Linked DNA regions of Homo sapiens: region 1 is linked to region 2. A link is an interaction called in ENCODE POLR2A ChIA-PET data of the cell type or tissue named here. Cell type or tissue: PC-9. All regions are shown on one strand. Links, peaks and the distances in the headings refer to the core of each region. The heading gives the core; the rest is flanking DNA.

The links. Peaks named below come from ENCODE experiments on the same cell type or tissue, not always from the same donor. Only the 100,000 strongest peaks of a DNase experiment are listed, where the experiment ranks them.
Region 1: POLR2A ChIA-PET joins it to region 2 with 5 read pairs; 4 of 35 experiments call an interaction of 5 or more read pairs at or near these places.

The regions. Positions count from the first base shown.
Region 1 is chr4:88,779,758-88,782,693 of GRCh38, reverse strand. It overlaps FAM13A (family with sequence similarity 13 member A), which reads left to right. Exons shown (of 24, transcript NM_014883.4): 11 at 1,343-1,529. Among named protein-coding and RNA genes, the nearest start is that of FAM13A-AS1, 71 kb to the right of the region's middle. In PC-9, for the core only: no CTCF peak of the experiment used is centred there; no DNase peak of the experiment used is centred there.
Region 2 is chr4:88,613,618-88,616,553 of GRCh38, reverse strand. The region is part of intron 3 of HERC3 (HECT and RLD domain containing E3 ubiquitin protein ligase 3); the gene reads right to left. Among named protein-coding and RNA genes, the nearest start is that of HERC3, 23 kb to the right of the region's middle. In PC-9, for the core only: no CTCF peak of the experiment used is centred there; no DNase peak of the experiment used is centred there; H3K27ac peaks cover 1,367 bases.

The DNA.
Region 1 (2,936 bases), core at 343-2,842, 170 kb before region 2:
TATATATTTTCACATTAAAGTTGTAGAAAAAAGACTAAAATATGGAGTGTTAAAAATTACCAAAGATAGTATAACTTTGAAAATATTATGATAGTATTTAATTCATAATTTTGCCTGTTATACCCTGTCTAAAGATATGAATTTAGATTTCAGAATAAATATTTAATGTTATCTTTCATTTTGGGATATGGTTGAGCCAATAGTAAAATATGATATGTATTTTTACTCTTTAGAATTCATTTATTTCAAGATGCAGTTTTAGGTGTTTAGGGAGGTACATTAACTCACTCATACCACGAAGGAGGAGAATAAAGTCTCATTTATTTGTTCCTTACCAAGCCATGGTGCTGTGCTGATGGTTTTATTTGTTCCATGATATTGTTTCTTTTTTTTTTTAACTCAGTTTGCTAATTTACTCTTGTGAAAACCTATTATAGGAATGCTTAAGATATTAATACTTAAAACTGTTTTATGAACATCAAATGAATTAAATTCTATGACATTCATATCTACTTCTACAACTATGTCATGAAAGAGGTCTGTACTTGGAAGTAACAAATCCAGATTTCAGTTAAAATGCTTTGTATTCCATAGTTTTTATTAACTTATATAATTTCTACTAAGATTATCTATTAATAATTCAATGAGATTGAAATACACATTTCTTTTTTTTTAATTTTTTAATTTTTTTTATTTTATTATCATTATACTTTAAGTTTTAGGGTACATGTGCACAATGTGCAGGTTTGTTACATATGTATACATGTGCCATGTTGGTGTGCTGCACCCATTAACTCGTCATTTAGCATTAGGTATATCTCCTAATGCTATCCCTCCCCGCTCCCCCCACCCCACAACAGTCTCCGGACTGTGATGTTCCCCTTCCTGTGTCCATGTGTTCTCATTGTTCAATACACATTTCTACACTACTAAAATGGAAGATACAATTCCTTTTTAGATTTTTCTCCATACACTGTATGAATTTATAAATTTTAAATATATATATATTTAAACATCTACTGTGAATAATAGGAAATTTCTGTATAAACTTGCACTGTTCTCCCTTTTTGAATACAAATTACTTTTGGTAAAATACAAAAGCTGTCCATTGGTAGAAACAGCCCTTGCCAATTTGCCTCTAGGAATTATTTCTCTTTCAATGTGATTTATTTGGCACCAAGCAGTCCCAGGAGTGGCACTCTGCTCAGATTTTGATCAGAGATGCATACTGGAATTTCTGGGCACTCTTTGGATTTCCTAGGTATGATATGATGTAGTTAGAGTATCATTCAATGACCATTTGATCTTTTAAAATAAAATTAAGCTTTTTTCTCAATTCAAGGGGACTTATCAACAAAGAAAATACTCCTTCTGGGTTCAACCACCTTGATGATTGTATTTTGAATACTCAGGAAGTCGAAAAGGTACACAAAAATACTTTTGGTTGTGCTGGAGAAAGGAGCAAGCCTAAACGTCAGAAATCCAGTACTAAACTTTCTGAGCTTCATGACAATCAGGACGGTCTTGTGGTAAGTGAATACGTCTATAAAGTTTTACTTGTTAGGAAATATTACATCTCTTTTCTTTGCTTTGTAAAAAAATTAAAAGTAATTTCAGTCTTTCAGTTTTGAGTGCTGGAAGAGACCTTAGAGCTACTAAGTGTATATATATTTGTATTTCTTTTTAATAAATACAAAAATTAAGGCCGAGAAATATTATATTCTACAAAGGAACAAGAGACACCACACATTCTGATTTCCATTGTTTTTTTCTCTTTTTTTTCAAGCATTTTTAAATTTTGTTTTTGAAATAAAATTGCCCATAAAGCATTTTTTCTTCTTTTTCCCCATTCTATTTGTTCTTGTCTGAGTGAATATGTTTTATAAATTAATGAATGAACTTAAAGCAAGGTGAAATACACAGTGAAAGAGGATCAGCTATCTTCATGTTCAGAAATCTCTTCATGTTCAGAAATTTTGTTTCAAATCTGTACTCTTTTAAAGTATTTTCTTCCAAGTTAATCAGAAACAAAAAGAAATTAATCCCTGTGTAGTTGCCTCAGACCTGAATCTTGGATCCTTAATTCAATACATAGTATAAGTGTTTACAAGTGGTTTAATCAGTGGCTAAATATTTGTTCAGTATAACTATTAACATTCATCATCCTTCTTCCTTAATGTATTAGTTTCTCTGAAAAATAAGCCACAAAGTCTGTCCCTTTAGTTAAAAAAGAAAACAACAAACCCAAAAACCTGAAGATAAATTTTATAACATGGCGTGAACTGGAATCCCTAATAAAAATAGGCAATATCCTCTCCTACTGTTTAGTGTGCAAATCCTCTGACGTACTTTGACCAGTTTTTAGCTCCATGCTGTGTTTTCCATACATTCAATAAAATTCATGGGCCACCTATTTTCTCATTGTCAATTTCTGCATGTGCTCGGAGAAGATTTCTAATTTTTCCATAAGTAAAATACAGGTAAATGCAAATCTAGGATTTTTTTCCCCCCATAATGTCTCAATGCATTGTTTCTGGAAGTAAACTGATCAGCTAGAGTGAACAGAAATAATAATCTACCTCAGACTTATGTCTGGTACAATTCTCAAAATAAAGAATTTAAAGTTTGGAATCATGACACACTATTTTTTAACACTGATGATTTCATTTTTCTTGTTAAAAGTAAATATTTAAATAAAATAAATGGTATTAACTTCATTAGCTCTCTAATTGGCCCATGATTTGCTGATCTGCCAAAGAGCTATCTGGTGACTGAAAGTCTGAGACTTGGCTTTATAGTGTGAAAAGAAGCTATGAAGCAGGCTTCTCAGTTTGAATCCCTTTTTACATTCATTTAACCCATTAATTTTTTCCACCAGGAATAGTGTCTTCAGTTAGTTAGATGGTAATAGTTAATAGAAGTGGAAAAGTACATTT
Region 2 (2,936 bases), core at 221-2,720:
CCCCCATCACAGCTAACTGGAAGTCTACAGTAACTGCCCAAAGATTTCAGCTGGGCTAGGAGCCAGTGGATTGCACTCTATTTACTAAGCCTATGACAAGATCATACTACCCAGCTAACTGGTGCCAAACCACTACAAGACTTTCAGGAGCACCATAAAGTAGTCCCTGGTGTACCACAGTGCCCACAGCGACCTAATTTGATTCCCTTATCTTTGCCATTTTGGATGAGAATGCTGGAAGTAATGGTAACAATTGCATAGAGAGAAGATGTATGTATGCATGTCCATATGTGGATAATCAGTTTTACAGTGTACCCAACATATGTAAGGTACTTTTCATGAGAACAATAAAGTAAAGAACTGCAAAAATTAACAATAAAGAAAATAGACTTATCCTTTAAAACCTAAAATAAAAATGAACATAATATAAACTCTCCCTTAACAACCCTAACTTATAACATCTTCCTCAGCTGAATGTCCATATCATTCATCAGATCCTGTAGTATTAAGGGAATCTATAAAAGTGACCAACACAATTTATAGATGTATATGTTTGTATACATCTAGAAACTGTATGTATTTGTCATGAATGTATTAATTTGTTAATATGCTGGAATAGCAGGATAAAAACAATTGTAATGAAAAGTGTCAACACAAATTACTACTACTGCTACTACAAATAATGATAATAGCTAGTACTTGCTTTGGCAGCATATACACTAAAATTGGAATGAAATAGAGATCAGCAATTATTTTTTCAAATTAAAAATAAGAATAAATAATAATAGCTAGTACTAATTGAGTGTTTACTATAAGCCAAGCATTATTCCAAGTATCTGATAGGCAATGTATTAAATCTTCACAACCCTAATAAGTAGACATTATTATCTACATTTACAACTAAGGAAACTAAGACATGTAGAGTTTAAGCAACTTTCTCCAAGTCACACAGCTAGTCCATGCTCTTATTCATTATACTGCCTCCATAATTAGCTAATACTCTAAATTAAAATTATTCACAATCATGATTTCAGTTGTTGCAAGTCAGTTAATAATTATAATAGAAATTTCAATGCATATTTTAATAATAAGTGAAAAAATGATGGAAAGTCTACAAGGATATGAGACCATACATCTGTTAGAGGGTTATCAAAGATTTCAACATTACATGCTATCACAAATGGCATTCACTCAAAAAGACATACAAAGAATTCCAGTAGCCCTTGAAGAGATGTAAAATATCAGCTGACCAGATATACCCCATTCAGGCTGATAAACTACAACATTCTACCTACCCCAGATCTATAAAGATCATAGATCACCAACCTAGATGAAATCATCAAAATTGCCAAACTAAAAAATTGCTATTGTAACACAAAAATTCAGAATTAAAGGGTGGATTTACAAAAATCGCTGAACATCCCTAGAATCCTGAAACCATCTCCAAAGCTGCCCCTTCTCCAAAATGTTACAATTCGCTCCTCCAACAAGCTCACAAACTTAAGATAAATGTGAACCTTATAATGTGTGTAGGTATAGAAGATGACATTTGTTAGAATTCAGAATTCAGTACTGTTGGTGACCTATCTCTTCACTGCAGGACACTTATTTTGACACACATAGGACCTGTATCACCTGTTTGACACCTGCTGAACTGCAGGATATAACCTTTTTGGGTATATCTTATATTCTCACCTGGTCTATAAATGCCCAAAGGGTGGGATCTGCACTAATTTGTTGTGTTGTAAGAGTATTTAAAACAAATGAGGAATCTAGAAGTTTAGTCACTCAGTAAATGTCTGCTGAATCAGTGACTGAATAAGAAGTAAATAATTCAAGAAAATAAAAAAACAAAGAACAAGAGGCAAATAGCAAGACAAAATACATCAGCCTGAAATATGAATTATCATGTGTGCTTTTTATTTGGTGCTCAAAAGAGCTTAAAAAGGCAGCTGACAAACAGTAGTCTAATGGGTTTCAAGATAAAAAGGGAATTGTTTCTTAGTACCTTTTACCAAAGTACCTTGATCATATTTGTATTTAAACAATAAATTAAGGAATACAAGCTTCTGGGTGGGCAAGTTTATATCTTTTTTGTTTCTTTAATAAGTACTGAGTGGAAATTAAATGTAAACAAGTTTGACAATAAAATCTTATCAGCCATTCTCAATCAGCCTGAGGTTACAAAAATGTCTGTGAACAAAATTCTAGGATTATTAAACCCAAACTGTCAGTACCTAAGCAAGACTCAAACTCAACTCCCTTTTCTTTCCTCCTTTACATATACCTTGGATAATAATACTGACCTACTTTACAAAGCTATCATGAGGATTAATCAGCTTAAAAATGCTAAGCATATCAGAAATAAAGAGAGCTTATATATGTATCATTAACCACTTTTATAATTAACAAATTAACTAAAATTCTTGTTTCACGAAGCAAACCATTTTGTTAATTACTTAAAAGTAATACTGCAGGTTTTTAAAAGTCACAAATACCTCACACTAACAAGTATGCTCATTAATAAGTACACATTTTCTAAAACACTCAAGTATCTTTATAGAATGTAGGCTGAGTATCAGACAGAAAAAAAATTCCGATCAATTATCCCACAATAAAATTATTAAATGACAGTTTCTCCTGATCCTTAGACCTCTGAACCAGAAAGTCATCTACCTAGCTATCAAAGGAGGCAAGACATCCTACTAGTTTTGATTATAACCATTATCACCAAAATCAGAAAGGGGTGCACAGCCTCCTGAACCACCTGCCATTCCTAATAAGGAACAGATGGGGCCCTAACAAGTGCAATGTTGAGATCTGAACACTTCCTATGGCACATTCTGCCTTTTATATCAGCGTTATGCCCATAGAAACACGCACTTCAATAACAGGAAGTCATTACAGGGTCCCTTCTATTTCCTTTCAGCTCAGCT